Regions from separate parts of the Homo sapiens genome. Here region 1 is linked to region 2. A link is an interaction called in ENCODE POLR2A ChIA-PET data of the cell type or tissue named here. Cell type or tissue: OCI-LY7. All regions are shown on one strand. Each heading gives the region's core, and the rest is flanking DNA. Links, peaks and the distances in the headings are about the cores only. Region 1 has its middle 12 kb from the start of MIDEAS-AS1. Region 2 overlaps DNAL1 (dynein axonemal light chain 1).

Region 1 (8,922 bases), core at 2,189-4,688, 85 kb after region 2:
CAATTTCACTAATACCTTATTTCAGCAACTTCTGAGGTGACACCAGGGCTCTTTGTGGGCTAGCCTAGGTACCCAACCACCATTTATAGCATTGTTTCTATGGAAATGTGTTTCAAGCTTCAAAAAACCGAGCTGCTGACAACCCTGGGGCACACACGTGGTCTCTAAATTAGGGAACTGAGAGGAACAGTTATTGCTGGGGCCTGGGCTCGAGAAGGCAGCTTGTTCCTTAGACACTATGGCACTTAATATTCACATGACCAGCAATGATCAGAACCAGGCTCAATGCCACTGTAGGGCGTGAAGATGAGGTTGGGGCATCTAGGAATAAACACGATATTCTAGAAAAGCACAGAGACAGTCACCAGCCCCACCTCCAAACACACACACACACAGCCATCACTTGCCATGGAACACATGAAGCTGGCCTGAGTACCCCTAATGAGCATCCAGGCGTGCCCTGAGCCCATACTCTCCATTTTCTCTCTGACCCTGGCACACCTCCAGCCACAAGGTCCTACTTCAATCTGATCACAGAAGAACAAACTCCAGTCTTTGACAGTTCTGAAATTTGGTTTTAGCAAATATACACTGGAGATAACCAGGGCCCCAGCTGGGTCTGGGCCTCCCTCCACACGCATTCTGTCGGGCAGAGCTTCAGCAGGCTCCAACCTGCGAACTCAAGGTACGCCGGGGGCTCTCCAGCTGCCACCCACCTGGGGACTCTGCACAACACCAAGGAGTCTCCCTGTCCTGCCCTGGTCACATTCCTGGGCTGGTCACAGCAACGGGATGATCATGGACCCTCCAAATAGACACTCCACGTGTTAAGAAAATAAGGCTCTCCACTCAGAAGAAAAGGCTACTACACACGAGGGGAGTGGTGGGTGAGAAGGCCATTCACCAGATGTCCAGAGATTCTGAGATGCCACAGAGATATGAGAAGGTGCTCAGAAGACAGTCAGCTGCTCAGCGCCACACCCAAACCTGCAGCTGCGCGTCCCAGCAGATCTCACGGCAAGACGTGGGGTCAGACGGCCCTGCCTGCTAGGTCAGATGTGAACTGGATGGATGTGGCTAGCATTAAAGAGCAACTAAATTCAACACTTCAATTAATATGTGCAACAATGTAAGTGAGCAAGACGCTACCTCACTAGGGCCCCACCTGGGTTAGAAAAGGCTGCAGGAGGTCAATTAGCAAAGCACACCCTCCCTGCTGCCAGTTGGAACTGCAGAAGAAAGACTCAGCTTCCTCCTGCTGTGGCAGGGGCCTGAAGTAAGAGGCAGCCCAGAGGTGAGTGGGCGGGTGGCTCAAAGCCTCACGTGCTCACTGGGCTGGTTCCATGAAAACGCAGGTGTGAAAATCGTCTGGGGCCCTGAGCCAGCTGGGGGCTGGAGGCAGAGTCCACGCTGTGAACCCGAGTTACTCAGCCAGTCTATGAAGTCAGGCCCATCTGAATCCTCCAGCCCCTGCATGCAGTGCCGGTAGCTGATAAAGACAGAGCTGTTTGGTTTTCCTGGTAGTAACAGATGGGAGTCCCTCCCCCTGGCCTCCTTCCCACCCAAATCCAAAGTCTTTGAAGTTAAGGCCTTGTCTTATAAATAAAAAAAAGATGTTATATAAATTATTAAAGCAATTTCAAACACACACACATGCTCTACCCATAACCTCTTTGCCCAAATCCAGTTATTGGCATTATGCCAATTTTTACTATGGGCAGTGTAATCAGTTTTTATGCACTTATGCAATTCTGTGTTTTACTTTTTTCATCTAAATTCATCAACATTTTCCCAAGAAACAACATTATCTTCATATTAAGATAACAGTGACACAATACTCACTGACTCTAGGTATCATGAATTATACAGCCACATGAAACACTGAGGCTGTTTACAGTTTTGGTTTTGTTTTTTTTTCTTTTCTATTTTAAGCAATGTTGCTATAAATATCTTTGGTGTGCAGGAAGGTATGAGATTAAAAAAATAATAAATAGATATCTTTGTACTTAGAGCTCTTTTCCTTTTTAGAATTAATAAATTCTTTATTCTTAAATTCTCAAGAGCAATACTAATAGATCAAAGGAAATTAACATTTTCTTACAGCTTCAAGTTCTAGTGTGTGTGTGTGTGTGTGTGTGTGTGTGTGTGTGTGTGTATTTTGTTGTTGTTGTTGTTTTCGAGACAGAGTCTCGCTCTGTCGCCCAGGCTGGAGTGCAGTGGTGCCATCTCGGCTCACTGCAACCTCCACCCCCCAGTTCAAGTGATTCTCCTGCCTCAGCCTCCCGAGTAGCTAGGGTTACAGGCGCGCACCACCACACCCAGCTAATTTTGTAATTTTAGTAGAGATGGGGTTTCTCCATGTTGGCCAGGCTGGTCTCAAACTCCTGACCTCAGATGATCCGCCCACCTCGGCCTCCCAAAGTGCTGGGATTACAGATGTAAGCCACCACGCCTGGCTTCTCATACATTTTTAATGTATATTTGTTCTTTGTGAGTTACCCGGATTATCTATTTTCCAAAGTAGTTTTCCTAGCAACACCTGTCAATCCTACCAATCAGGATCTACTCTTATAATGCACTTTTCCCAGCTCCTCAGCGTCCCTGCTATTCGGAATACGTACCCTATGACTGGTGGATGTTGGAGGTAATACAATTGATTTTCCAGGGAGAGATGACGAAGGAGGACAGAGAGGTGTGGGTAGGAAGGTAGAGGCTGGGATGAGTAAGGAGGGGAGAGCAGGCCTTGTGGAGTCAGAAACAAAGACAGATCCCACATTCTGTCCTTTCCAAAATGAGCCCACCCCTCCCTGGACATCAACCCACTCCCTCCACCACTCAGGTTTCTCCAAGCTGATCTTCCAGGGGCCCGGAACAAACACACACATTCATGGGTTCCTAAAGAGGATTCTGGAAATACCATGTGCTTCTAGGTTCTAGAAACATACTCTGCAAACAATATAAGCCCTGTGCTCACCAGTGGTCCCACAGGCCCATGTGCATGCAGGCTCAGCCCTAAGGGTGGCTCAACTTCAAGAAAGAAAAGTCTTTAAAGAAAGAGAGAGGCCAGGCGCAATGGCTCACGCCTGTAATCTCAGCACTTTGGGAGGCTGAGGCGGGTGGATCACTTGAGGTCACGAGTTCGAGACCAGCCTGGCCAATATGGTAAAACCCTGTCTCTACTGAAATACAAAAATGAGCTGGGCATGGTGGTGGGCGCCTGTAGTCCCAGCTACTTAGGAGGCTGAAGCAGGACAATCACTTGAACCTGGGAGGCAGAGGCTGCAGTGAGCTGATATCACACCACTGCACTCCAGCCTAGGTGACAGGGTGAGACTGAATCTCAAAAAAAAAAAAAAAAAGAAAAAAGAAAAGCAAGTCCAACTAATCAGCCATGGCGAGAAAGCCACTCCTCCACAGGTCTCTCTGAGTGGCACGCAGACCTGGGATAATGACAGGAAGCCTCTGAGTGACAACCCTGGGTCCCACTATGAGGCACCATAAAGACACCGCCTGCCAGGCTCCATTCACAGGAATTTTCGAACAGGAAAGGTACCCCTGTAGTCTAATCCCCTCATTTCATAGACAAACGGAGACTGCAATCCCTGCTTTGGGGCTCCCACTGCACCCTGCAATTACTGTCAGGAGGATGCATTCTTCCTCGCAGGAACAGGAAGTGCCACAGCCTGTCCTGACTGCCTCATGACCAGGTGGGACAGGACTTTCATTTTAAAGAGCCCCAGTCTCTGCTACTATGGTCTGCAGACTTGCTTTCCCCAGCTCTGTCTCTGTGTGAAGCCAAAAGACAGTGCTGAGCATGAGAAACGAAAGGATCCTCTAATGGCAGCTGGTATTAATATTTATCCTTCTTCAAGGAGGGCCAGTAGGAAGAGATGCTTCTGCCACCTCTAAACCAGCTCCTCACCACAGACATCTCCTCAGTGTCCCCTCAAAGGCTTCCTCAGGGTGAGTGGGGCCCCGATACAGGTTTTATACCCCCAAATCCCCTTCCTACTCTCACCAGGGTCTTGCTGACAGGCCCAAGCAAATAGCAGAGACACCAAGGTGGCAGCCCCACCAGCAAGCACTAAGGGAGGCTGGGGATGTCATGCAGACAGCCAGCTCACCAAGCACACAGTCCACCAGACATAGGCCAGGTCCTGGGCCTGCCCGATGCTCCCTCACAGCCCCTCAGGTGGCCCTTCTCGTTCCTGTCACAGAGCACCTACTGTGTGCCAGCCACAGATCCAAGGTGGTGGGGAGCCAGGCACTCCTGCAACTGACCCCAGCATCCTGCAGGGGGGAAGTTCAATTGCAGAAATGCCATGGTGGCAACTCAGGAAGGCAGCATGGAGCAGGTGACTCCTGGCTGGCCCTGTGGGCATCTGCCAGGAGGAAAAGGCCAGAGAGGGCATTCCAGATGGAAGAGACAACAATAAGCAAAGGCCAAGAGCATATAACAAGGCGAGAGAAGTGCGTCCAGGAGCAGCAAGAGGCCGGCTGGAACAAAAAGGGCCATGCTAGGGAAGGGGTAGTGGTAAGAAAAAGGCCAGAAAGGTGGGCCAGGGCTCAAACAAGAGTACATGTGCCATTCTGAGGAGTGTGGAGCTCCTTCTGCAGAACTTGGGCAGTTCTCAAAGATTAAGAGGGGGTGATATGACCAAAGCTGTGTTTTAGTAAAATAATTCAGGTTCTTCAAGACTTCTTTTCCACTTTAATGCTGCTTTTAGCACAATTTCATTTCATCTGGACAAAAGTAGGCAAGTTCAGTGTAAACTAGGCCAGAACCAACACTGGCCAGGAACTAGGAAGGCCCCTGCTCCCTCCCTCGGGGAGCCAACCAGGCCATGCATCTAAGCGATCCAAGCCTCAGGATCAGGAATCGCTTCCAGTCCAGAGCCCAGCTCATGACACTCCCAGCTTCCTGGGGGCAGCAGCTTCCCGCTTTCCCAGGGAAGTCTTGGAACACTGGCATAAAACAGCCAGTAAGTTCAAAACTGCATTTTTCCTTTTAAGGAAAATTAATTCCTTTGTCTAAGATTAATGGAACTGAATGACCAAGATTCCAGTCAAGGTGCCCTTGCTTCAAAGAGTTATACCCAGAAGATCTGAGGGCAAGACGGGAGCTGGAGCTCACCTTATCTGACACCTCTTGTTTTTTCTGGATGAGGAAACTGGGCAGGATGTGACAGGTGATGCTGACAGCCCCAGGCAAACAAAGCTGTAGCTCCTTTAGCGCTCTCAGAAAGGAGATAGGGTAGAACATCTCAACCAGGGTGACATCTTTAGAACTGGAGAGATCACCTGGGCAGCTTAGACACCAGGCGCCTCAACTGTTCCACAAACCAAGCCTGAAACCAGAACTCCAACTTCTAGTCTGAAAAGCAAAGTGGCACCTCGCAAACACCCTGTGGCCCCAAGAGTCTCACCCAACCTTGGGGAAGAAGCAGAATTCAAGCTGTAACTGCCTGTTGGAGAGAGCCAACCCTCGGCCTCTGTCCTCGAAAGGCAGCACCAAAGTTTTCCAAGTGGAATCAAATGTGCAGGGAGGATCCAGATGCCGGGATGATCTCCCTTTTCCACTGGGATGGTCAGATTCCAGAGGAGAATTCCAATTACTAATGAAACACTCAGATCTTCTGGGCACATAACATTCCTAAAGCTCAGCGGGAGGCTAAGGATTCAGAAGGATGTCCAAACAGATTAAGCTCAAGATGTGGATGTTGGCCAGGTATGGTGGCTCATGCCTGTCATCCCAACATTTTGGGAGGCCAGGGTGGGAGGCTGGCTTAAGCCCGGGAATTCAAGACCAGCCTGGGCAACATGGCAAAACCCCATCTCTGTTTAAATTACAAAAAAAAAAAAAAAAAAGATGTGGATGTTTTCAGTGGCCCAAGAGGGATGCCCTGTCTCCTCTTCCCACATCCAGAACAGCCCCATCATCCCAGTTTGAAGGCTAGAATGGGCTCCAAGCTCTATGAGAGACACCTGTCCACCTGGCATATGCAGCCCTCCCCTGGTTTCAGGCACCTGTGGTTGTGAGTCCTGAGAGGAGGCAGAGTTCCACTCTGCTGGGGAGGCTGCAGCCTCCAGAGCCTTGCTCTTCAGAACCGTAACATCAGCCTCAGGCTCACGCCTGTAACCCCTGCACTTTGGGAGGCCGAGGCGGGTGGATCACAAGGTCAGGAGTTCAAGACCAGCCTGGCCAAGACGGTGAAACCCCATCTCTACTAAAAACACAAACATTAGCCTGGCGTGGTGGCGGGTGCCTGTAGTCCCAGCTACTCGGGACGCTGAGGCACAGAATAGTTTGAACCCGGGAGGCGGAGGTTGCAGTGAGCCGAGATCACGCCACTGCACTCCAGCCTGGGCAACAGAGCAAGACTGTCTCAAAAAAAATAAATAAATAAATAAATAAAAGTTCAGAACCATAACAGCAAGAACATGACCTAAGCAGGGCCAACCACATGCGCAGCCTAGCCTTTGCCTCTGGAGCGAGTGGCACAAAAAAGTGGGGAGAGTTCAGTACCCATTCTGGAAGGGGTGGCAGCATCCAGGTCTGCTGGCAGCAGTGATGCCAGGTCAGCAGCATCGTCACCATGGCTTTGGTTCCAGCCACCCAACTTTCCACAAGTCCTGATCAATTTCTGAGCCTCATTCTCCAACCTTCTCGGACATTCAGTGAGCCACCAGATAGCCTTCCAATACATTTCTTTTCTCCTCAATTTAGCTACAGTTAGCTTCTGCTGTGGGCCAACCTAAGACCTGAGCTATGCCAGCATCTCCTTCTACCTGCACACGGGCTCCTCTGGCCCATGGCCCGGCCCTGCCTGCCCCTTTCTGCACCCCTCTCAGCCGTGCTCCACTGCCCCACCACTTGCAGTCCCCAGAGCAAATGGTGTCATGTTGTGCCTCCAGGCCTTGTCTGAGCTGCTCCCTGTACCTAGAATGCCCTGACTCCTTTTGCCACCTGGTGGATGCCTACTCGTTTCTCAGCACTCAGCTCAAACAGCTTCTCCAGGACGCCTCTCATTCGTTAATTCCACAGCACTCACCAGGCACAAGTACTGTGCAAGGCACTGGGGTTTTCCTAAACCTTTCCTGACATGCCTCTCTCTCCTGGCCGTGGTAGAAGTGGCCAGTCCTCTCCTCTGAGCGCAGGAGCCCCCTGAACACCTTGACATTGATACCTGCAGAGCTTAACTGCTCTTGACTTTTGTAGATGTTTGTCTCCCTCACAGACCATGAGCACCTTAAAGTGGGGACCTGAAGCTTCTTTATCTTTGTATCCCCAGTACCAAGCACAGAGCCAAGTACACAGTAAGGGCTCAATAAATGCATGAGTGAGTGAAAGAATGAAGAACCTGACAGAACGCACCTTATAAACCATGATAGGGGCCAGGCGTGGTGGCTCACACCTGTAATCCCAGCACTTTGGGAGGCCGAGGCAGGTGGATCACCTGAGGTCAGGAGTTCAGGAGCAGCCTGGCCAACATAGTGCAACCCCGTTTCTACTAAAAATACAAAAATTAGCCGGGTGCGGCAGCACACACCTGTAATCCCAGCTACTCTGGAGGCTGAGGCAGGAGAACAGGAGAATCACTTGAACCTGGGAGGCGGAGGTTGCAGTGAGCTGAGATTGCGCCACTGCACTCCAGCCTGGGCGACAGAGCGAGACTCTGTCTCAAAAAAAAAAAAAACGTGATGGGGAAGGTCACGACTGTTGTGGTTACAGCTACTTTTCTTTTCCTCCATAACTGGAGAAGTCAGATCCTAAATGCCACGTGTCAGCACAGCCTCCTTGGAGAGATGGTAGAAGAAATCTTGTTGAGCCTTTCCACCACCTCTAGTGCAAGTGGAAGAGGGGGTCACCGAGTGGCTATTGGCTTCTAAGTTGTTCCAGAGCATGTGCTATGGGGAGGCCACAGAGGAAGCAGACACATCTTGCTGGTCGATTCCTTGCAAGCTTCTTATAGTGGCCTGCAATGGGGAGGCTGAGGAGGGGACATGGAGGGCTAGGCCCTTACTGTAAAGTGTCTGCTGCACATGGGCACTGCCCTCTCCCAGCCCCACACCAGGGCTGGGTCAACCCAAGCACAAGTTTTTCATCTGCAATCCTGGATGATATAACTGCAGTTTAAAACCTACTCCATGGATCTCCTCTCCATCGCACTCTGCCCATTTAGTCTAAGAGCCTTTCATGCTTAATCTCATATGATGATTTCCTAACTTACAGCACCCATGACCTTCTCATGAGACACAGGACAATGGAATCTGTTCACATGTTCATTTAACTTATGCAAATTCAAATGGTCAAGCTTAGCAGAAGACAGAAGACAAAGGAAGACAGGAGGAAGGAGGAAGTTAGGGAGGTAGGAGGAAAAGGAAAACAAACAAACAAAAAAACAAAATAGAACAAGAAGAAATAGCCGGGCATGGTTGGCGCATGCCTGTAATCCCAGCTCTTTGGGAGGCTGAGGCAGGTGGAGTACTTGAGGTTAGGAGTTCGAGACCAGCCTGGCCAACATGGTGAAACCCTGTGTCTACTAAAAATAAAACAATTAAAAAATTAGCCGGGTGTGGTGGCGGGTGCCTGTAGTCCCAGCTACTCAGGAGGGTGAGGGAGGAGAATCACTTGAACCCGGGAGACGGAGGTTGCAGTGAGCCTAGATTGCACCACTGCACTCCAGCCTGGACGACAGAGCACGATTCCATCTCAAAAAAAAAAAAAAAAAAGTGCAACTTCTTCCAGAACTAAAGGAGCAGGCTAAGGTGAATTGACGCATCAAGAGCCAGTGTGTCTGTTGCCTACCTGGTGCCCTCCTAATATATAATCAAGGTTAATCTTGATTACATTCTTTTATTTTTTTTTAATTTGTTTATTATTATTATTATTATTTTTTTTTTTTTTTGAGACGGAGTCTC
Region 2 (8,922 bases), core at 4,069-6,568:
ATTTATTATTATTATTATTATTCTTTTGAGAATAACAAGTTCACTCTTGTTACCCAGGCTGGAGTGCCATGGTGTGATCTCAGCTCACTGCAACCTCCACCTTCCAGGTTCAAGCGATTCTCTTGCCTCTTCCTCCCAGGTAGCTGGGATTACAGGTGCCCACCACCACACCTGGCTAATTTTATATGTTTAGTAGAGACGGGGTTTCACCATGTTGGTCAGGCTGGTCTCAAACTCCTGGCCTCAAGTGATCCACCTACCTCGGCCTCCCAAAGTGCTGGGATTACAGGCGTGAGCCACCGCACCTGGCCGAGATCAACTTTTTTAGATTCCACATATGAGTGAGATCATGCAGTGTCATTCTGTGTCTGATGTGTCACTTAACATAATGTTCTCCAGGTTCATTCACATTGTAACAAATGACAGGATTTCATGCTTTTTTATGGCTGAATAGTATTCCATTGTGTGATATACCATATTTTCTTTATACATTCATTCATTATTGGACACTTAGGTTGATTCCATATTTTGGCTATTGTGAATAGTGCTGCAGTAAACATGGGAGTGCTGATAGCTATCTCTTCGACATACTGTTTTCATTTCTTTTGGCTATATACCCTGTAGTGAGATTGCTGAATCATATGGTAGTTCTATTTTTAATTTCCTGGGTAATTTATAGTTTTTGTTGCTATGATGCATTTCTCTTTAACACCCTTCCTGTTTATATTAAATAATATAAAAGCCATTTATTTTTGTATACTTAACATGTAATCAACTACCTACCAACAATTCTTAACTGTTTATAAATCACATCCCCACAACAATTTTCAAGCAACATTGTGTTACCTGGATTCATTACTTTATACAGAGCAATAATCATCATCATCATCCTCATTACATATAGTCTAAAATAGAGGTCAGCTGGGCATGGTGGCTCACGCCTATAGTCCTAGCACTTTGGGAGGTCGAGGCAGGATTGCTTGAGGCCAGGAGTTTGAGACCAGCCTAGACAACATAGTGAGACTCTTGTCTCTACAAAAAAAAATTTTTTTAAATTAGCCAAGCATGGTGGCACGTGCCTGTTCTAACTACTCAGGGGGCTGAGGCAGGAGGATCACTTGAGCCCAGGAGTTCAAGGCTGCAGTGACCTGATTGTGCCCTGTACTGCAGCCTGCGTAACAGATCGAGACTCTGTCTCTAAACTAAAAAACAAACTAAAAAAATAGATTTTATGGCATTTCATAAAGCTCTCCCACTTCTGTAACCTCCAACATGATATTATTTACAGAGTAGACATTTACTTTTTTGTTTTCAATACTTACAATGGTTTGTTGACCTTAAAAAATCATAAATTTTAATAGCTGAGAGGAACCTTAAAGAACTTGTCCAACTTCCTCATTTTTTCCAATGTTTTTTATGGTGGTGAAATATACATAACATAAAGTTTACCATCTAAAACATTTTTAAGTGTATAGTTCAGTGGTAGTAAGTAGACTTGCACAACCATCACCATCCATCTCCAGAACTCTCTTCATCTTGTGTGTCTGAACCTCTGTAAGCATACAGTAGCTTCCTACTGCCTCTTCCCTGATCCCTGGCACCCACCATTCCACTTTCCGTCTTTACGAATTTAACTACTCTAGGTATTTCATATAAGTAGTATCATACAGCATTTATCTTTTTGTGACTGGCTTATTTAACTTAGCGTAATATCCTCAAGTTTCATCCATGTTGTAGCGTGTGTCAGAATTTCCTTTCTGCTTAATTTTTTTTTTTTTTTTTGAGACTGAGTCTCACTGTATCGCTGAGGCTGGAGTGCAGTTGCGCAATTTTGGCTCGTTCCAACCTCTACCTCCCAGGTTCAAGTGATTCTTCTGCCTCAGCCGCCAAAGTAGCTGGGACTACAGGCATGTGCCACCATGCCCGGCTAATTTTTTTATATTTTTATTAGAGATGGGATTTCACCATGTTGGCCAGGCTGGTCTCAAACTCCTGACCTAAGGTGAGCCGCCCGCCTTGGCTTCCCAAAGTATTGGGATTACAGATGTGAGCCACTGCACCCAGCCCATTCCTGCTTAATGTTAAATGATATTCTATTACGGTATGTATATACCATGTTTTGTTTATCCGTTTGTCTATCAGTGGACACTTGGGTCACGTCCATCTTTTGGCTATTGTGAATTTGCTACTGTGAACATGGGCGTACCAATATCTCGAGATCCCACTTTCATTTCTTCTGAATATGTGCCCCGAAGTGGAATGGCTGGATCCCCTGTTAAGTGATATCAATTATCATATGATAATTAATTTTTTAAGGAACGGCCAAATTGTTTTCCATAGCAGCTGCACCATTTTACCTCCCTGCCAACCGTGTACAAGGTTCCAATTTCTCCACATCCTCACTAATACTTACTATTTTCTGTGATTTTGATAGTAGCTATCCTAATGGGTATGAGATGGTATTTCATTGCGCCAGTCTCCTCATTTTACAGAGTAAGAAACTGAGGGGAGAAATGGCTTGTTTACATGCAGAAGCTGACCAGTTTGCTAAATGACTGTTCAGTTATTGTCCAATTCTCGAAAGAGTCAGCTTATTTAATGACAGATTTCACTGAATTGATTCACTCAAACTTTGCCAGGTTTTCCTCATTGATATTCACTAGACTGCTTCACAAAAATCTTGTCTTTATTATCTACTTAACAAATACTTACAGGAAATTGTATTATTGGCTGGGCACAGTGGCTCATGCCTTAATCCAGCACTTTGGGAGGCCGAGGCGGGCAGATCCCTTGAGTCCAGGAGTTCAAGACCAGCCTGGACAACATCTCTACAAAACCCATCTCTACCAAAAAGACAAAAATTAGCCAGATGTGGTAGTGTGCACCTGTAGTCCCAGCTACTAGGGAGGCTGAGGTGAGAGGATTGCTTGAGCCCGGGGGAGGTTGAGGCTGCAGTTAGCTGTGAGTGTGACACTGCACCCCAGTCTGGGTGACAGAGTGAGACCCTGTCTCAAAACAAAACAAAAAACAACTTTTTTATGTTTGAAAATCATCATAATAAATGTTGGAGAAGACCCTGAATTTTAGACCTAGCTCTATTATTTAATAGTGTGTTCTTAGAAAAAGCCCTTAATCCCTCTGTAATAGAAATCAAATAACCTGCCTTATCGGCTTTAAAGCAGATGTTCTAAGGACCAAATAATATACTCTATAGGAATGTAATTTGAAAACCGTACCATTAATGAACGAGATAAGATAGTGCCATTATTTCCCCTCTTGGTGATTTCAGTATTAGTAACGTATTATGTTTTGTGATTTTTTTTTTTTTTTAGTGGAGCAGTCAGAGAAGGAAGAGTTCAGATTAGTTTGAAGAAGGGAATGGAATGTTCTACTTAGCTCCCTCAATGAGAAAAAAAAAACCTCCCACACAACTACTAGCTCTTCTACAAGTAGACAGGCAGGGTCTAAGTTCACTTTGGAAGCCATTATGTATATCTTTATAAAGAAGAAGACAGAAAGAAAAGCTTAAACATAAACATAAATCAAATTTTGTTCTTTTTCAGGAGGCAGTAGGGGACACATTAGAAGAACTGTGGATCTCCTACAATTTTATTGAGAAGTTGAAAGGGATCCACATAATGAAGAAATTGAAGATTCTCTACATGTCTAATAACCTGGTAAAAGACTGGGGTAAGCTGAGAGTGGCCCTTTGCTAACCTTCTACCGCCTGTTTATAGAAAATAGTCCGAGAGGGAAAAGATGCAAAACGAGAACGTTTATTTCTAAGCACAGAGAGAAAGTGGAAACATTTATGGCTAAGCTCAGAGAGAAACAGCAATAGGAGTTTCTAAATTTTAAATGCTTAACATTTATATTTAAATATTTACTTAGGATGGACCGGGCGCGGTGGCTCACGCCTGTAATCCCAGAACTTTGGGAGGCCGAGGCGGGTGGATCACGAGGTCAGGAGATCGAGACCATCCTGGCTAACACGGTGAAACCCCGTCTCTACTAAAAATACAAAAAAATTAGCCGGGCGTCGTGGCGGGCGCCTGTAGTCCCAGCTACTCGGGAGGCTGAGGCAGGAAAATGGCGTGAACCCGGGAGGCGGAGCTTGCAGTGAGCCGAGATCGCGCCGCTGCACTCCAGCCAGGGCAGCAGAGCAAGACTCCGTCTCAAATACCTAACGTTAAATGACGACTTAATGGGCACAGCATACCAACATGGCACATGTATACATACGTAACAAACCTGCACGTTGTACACATATGCCCTAAAACTTAAAGTATAATAAAAATAAAAAATAAAAAAGTGAAAGAACTTGAAAAAAAAAATTAGGATGAACGTAATCTGATAGGTCCTGGTCCTATTAATCATGAAAAAAATTTAAGCTATTATCCAAAGGCTGAAGTAATCAGTTTAAATTTAATACTTCAAAGGTAGAAGACTTATTTGATATCTATGTTACTTTGCTTTTTTATTGTATATAATTCATTCAGTTATATGCGATGAACTATACCAGTCTCTTTGGATACATAGTTGAATAGGACATTATCCCTGCCCTCAAGAAGTTCACAGCTTAGTGGGGAAAATTAGTTTGTAAGCTGATAATTATAAAACTGTGTGATAAGAGGCCAGGTGCAGTGGCTCTTGCTGGTAATCCCAACAATTAGGGAGGCCAAGGCGGGCAGATCACCTGAGGTCAGGAGTTTGAGACTAGCCTGGCCAACATAGCAAAACCCAAATTTTTTTTTGTAAAAATACAAAAATACAAAAACATAGCCAGGTGTGGTGGTACATGCCTGTAGTCCAAGCTACTTGGGAGGCTGAGGCATGAGAGTTGCTTTAACCCAGGAGACAGAGGTTGCAGCGAGTGGAGATGAAGCCATTGCACTCCAGCCTGGGTGACAGAAGGAGACTCTTTCTCAAAACAAAAAAAAGCAAAACTGTGTGATAAGTTCTGCAATACAGATTTGAATGTGTTGTTTTAAGAATTCAAAGATGAGGGAATGGGTACAGACAAAGGCAGGTTAGCTTAACCTACACTGATGCAGCACAGCATGAAGAAGACCTGTCACTGGAGAGTGATTTGTTCTTTTTGACTTTGAATCTCATCTCGTCTTATTTCATCCTTATGCTAGCATTTAAAGTAGAGAGGTATGTCTTCTTTTTCCCTCCCATCCTGTACTGTCTTCTGAGAATGACTTTATATGGTATAACTTTCCTAGCTTCCTTCAAAATCTTAAACAACTGATTGTCATGAATAGTCACAAACTGAGGGTTAATGATATTGGAATTTAATCCCCAAAATTGTAACAGTAAAACTTGCTGTTTTTTTTTTTTTTTTTTTTTTTTTGAGACAGAGTCGTGCTCTGTCGCTCAGTCTGGAGTGCATTGGTGCAATCTCTGCTCACTGCAACCTCCGTCTCCCGGGTTCAAGCAGTTCTCCTGCCTCAGCCTCCTGAGTAGCTGGGACTACAGGTGCCCACCACTATGCCTGGCTTATTTTTGTATTTTTAGTAGAGATGGGGTTTCACTGTGTTAGCCAGGATGGTCTCGATCTCCTGATGTCGTGATCCGCCCGCCTTGTCCCCCCAAAGTTCTGGGATTACAGGCGTGGACCACCGCACCCGGCCAAAACTTAGTGTTTTAATATGGAAAATATTCTTTTACTTGTAGCTGAGTTTGTGAAGCTGGCAGAACTGCCATGCCTCGAAGACCTGGTGTTTGTAGGCAATCCCTTGGAAGAGAAACATTCTGCTGAGAATAACTGGATTGAAGAAGCAACCAAGAGAGTGCCCAAACTGAAAAAGCTGGATGGTGAGTGATTCTGAGCTGGCTTAGACATATCTTCTAGGCATAAAAATGGAATTTGTGGCATGGAATCATGAAGAGGAGAAAAACTAAAGAAAAAATACCTCTGATCTTCCAGGTCATTTCTATCTATGTAAAATTGAATGGTCTAGGTTTGAGCCAAGGTGAGATGAAAAACTGCTAGGATATTTAGACTGGTACAAGATTCTCCCTAGACCAAAAGCTTATAAGAAAGCTAGGCCTGGCCGGGCATGGGTGGCTCACGCCTGTAATCCTAGCACTTTGGGAGGCTGAGGCGGGTGGATCACCGAAGGTCAGGAGTCTGAGACCAGCCTGGCCAACATGGTGAAACCCCATCTCTACTAAAAATATAAAAATTAGCCAGGCGTGGTGGCGGGCACCTGTAATCCCAGCTACTCGGGAGGCTGAGGCAGGAGAATCACTTGAACTCGGCAGGCGGAGGTTGCAGTGAGCTGAGATTGTGCCATTGCACTCCAGCCTGGGCAAAAAAGAGTGAAATTCCGTCTCAAAAAAAAAAAAAAGAAAAGAAAAGAAAGCTAGGCCTTATAAATCTACATGGAGCCAGTCACAGTGGCACGTTTCTGTAGTCAAGCTATTCAATGAGGCAAGAAGATTGCTTGAGGTCAGGAGTTTGAGACCAGCCTTTGCAATATAGTGAGAAAAACCCTGTATTTATTTTTAAAAAATTGTATATTTATTTTTTCCTGATATAAATTTCCTTCTGCTATGTTGGATTAAAGCTGGAATTATTCAGGGTTTGGTGCTGAGCCTCCTCCTTTTCTCACTCTTCCCTGTATCACAAGGAGGACACCCATGCAAGCAGTAAGAGAGAAGGAGCCTGGCCAGGTGCGGTGGCTCATGCCTGTAATCCTAGCACTTGGGGAGGCCAAGGCGGGCAGATCACCTGAGGTTGGGAGTTCGAGACCAGCCTGACCAACATGGAGAAACCCCATCTCTACTAAAAATACAAAATTAGCCGGATGTGGTGGTGCATGCCTGTAACCCCATCTACTCGGGAGGCTGAGGCAGGAGAATCGCTTGAATCCGGGAGGCGGAGGTTGTGGTGAGCCATGATTGTGCCACTACACTCCAGCCTAGGCAACAAGAGCGAAACTCCGTCTCAAAAAAAAAAAAAAGAGAAGGATCCTGACTTCCAGACAACATAAAGTTCCATGTCTATCTACTATCTACTTGTACTTTTATGTAAAAGAAAAATAAACTTCTAGCTCATTTAAGCAAGTTTAAAAAATAAAGAAAGTTAGGCTTATTCTCAAGTCAGAAAGGTAACACAAAGGTCACAAATTTTGATCAGAATCAAAAATTATTCTGATTCTGCAGAATAATTAGAAATACATGGTAAGCAGTTGCTTTTTTACAATTGGATCAAAATTGTGGTATTCTCTCTGTTTCTCCCCTCATCCCCAGTCTTAGTTTCCCAATATCTTAAGATCAGTGTCAGCATCAGTAGATAACCCTAATTAACTGAGTCAAGTCCCAGCTCCTCCACTTAATAGTTTGTGAAATTGTGCTAATTAATTAATCTCACCAAACCTTGTTCATTGGTAATCTAAAAACTGGAGATGATAATAGTATCATTAGTAATCATTTCAGAACATATATCAGAGTATTATTATGAGGATTAAATAAAATAATCTATGTGAAACAATGAACACATAGAGATAATCTACGCTAAACGTTGTGCTTAACATAAAGTAAGTATTCAAAATATATGTTATTAGCTGGGTGTGGTGGCTCACACCTGTAATCCTAGCACTTTGGGAGGCCGAGGTGGGAGGATCACTTGAGGTCAGGAGTTCGAGACCAGCCTGGCCAACATGGTGAAATCCTGTCTCTAGTAAAAATACAAAATTAGCTGGACCTGGTGGTGGGTGCCTGTAATCTCAGTTACTCAGGAGGCTAAGGCAGGAGAATTGCTTGAACCTGGGAGGCGGTGGTTGCAGTGAGCCAAGATGATGCCACTGCACTCCAGCCTGGGCAACAGAGTGAGACTCTGTCTCAGAAACAAAATAAAGAGTTATAATTATTTTAGATTTTAACTCAATCCCAAAATGCAAGTGTATAAGAAATATTTCAATATAAATCGACCTCATTTTGACTTTGAACACTACCTCCCCAATTCAATTCAGCTGGGCTGTTAAGAAATTCAGTCTGTCATTCTTTTTTTTAGAGTCTGGCTCTGTTGCCCAGGCTGGAATACAATGGCGCAATCTTGGCTCACTGCAACCTCCGCCTCCCGGGTTCAAGCGATTCTCCTGCCTCAGCCTCCCAAGTAGCTGGAACTACAGGCGTGCGCCACCCCCCCCCCCCAGCTAATTTTTGTATTTTTAGTAGAGATGGGGTTTCACCATGTTGGCCAGGATGGTTTTGACCTCTTGACCTCGTGATCCGCCCGCCTTGGCCTCCTAAAGTGCTGGGATTATAGGCGGTGAGCCACTGTGCCCAGACTTTTTTTTTTTTTTTTTTTGAGACAGAGCCTTGCTCTGTCACCCAGGCTAGAGTGCAGTGGCACCATCTCAACTCACTGCAAGCTCCGCCTCCCAAGTTCAAGTGGTTCTCCTGCCTCAGCCTCCTGATTTCAAATCATTTGTCTTTACTTCCTTCAGGGTTGTACGTAGAAAGCGAACCTCTTCCCTTAAGAATAAAATAGAGGCCGGGTGTAGTGGCTCATGTGTGTAATCCCAGCACTTTGGGAGGCCGAGGTGGGTGGATCACCTGAGGTCAGGAGTTTGAGACCAGCCTGGCCCACCTGGTGAAACCCTGTCTCTACTAAAAATACAAAAATTAGCTGCGTGTGGTGGCAGGCGCCTATAATCCCAGCTACTTGGGAGACTGAGGCAGGAGAATCACTTGAACCCGGGAGGCAGAGGTTGCAGTGAGCTGAGATTGTGCCACTGCACAGGCAGTTCGAGACCAGCCTGACCAACATGGAGAAACCCCGTCTCTACTAAAAATATAAAATTAGCCAGGCATGGTGGCACATGCCTGTAATCCCAGCTATTCGGGAGGCTGGGGCAGGAGAATCGCTTGAACCCAGGAGGCGGAGGTTGCAGTGAGCCGAGAAAAAAA

The links. ChIA-PET counts read pairs that join two places held together with the same protein. Peaks named below come from ENCODE experiments on the same cell type or tissue, not always from the same donor. Only the 100,000 strongest peaks of a DNase experiment are listed, where the experiment ranks them.
Region 1: POLR2A ChIA-PET joins it to region 2 with 6 read pairs; 5 of 35 experiments call an interaction of 5 or more read pairs at or near these places.

The regions. Positions count from the first base shown.
Region 1 is chr14:73,770,680-73,779,601 of GRCh38, forward strand. It overlaps a transcript of MIDEAS not described here. Among named protein-coding and RNA genes, the nearest start is that of MIDEAS-AS1, 12 kb to the right of the region's middle. RefSeq lists enhancers at 831-900, 1,021-1,080, 4,227-4,785. In OCI-LY7, for the core only: a CTCF peak has its summit at 4,306; a DNase peak (open chromatin) is centred at 3,712; H3K4me3 peaks cover 1,278 bases; H3K27ac peaks cover 2,500 bases.
Region 2 is chr14:73,683,696-73,692,617 of GRCh38, forward strand. It overlaps DNAL1 (dynein axonemal light chain 1), which reads left to right. Exons shown (of 8, transcript NM_031427.4): 6 at 3,564-3,690; 7 at 5,680-5,820. Among named protein-coding and RNA genes, the nearest start is that of PNMA1, 26 kb to the right of the region's middle. RefSeq lists an enhancer at 1,833-2,002. In OCI-LY7, for the core only: no CTCF peak of the experiment used is centred there; no DNase peak of the experiment used is centred there.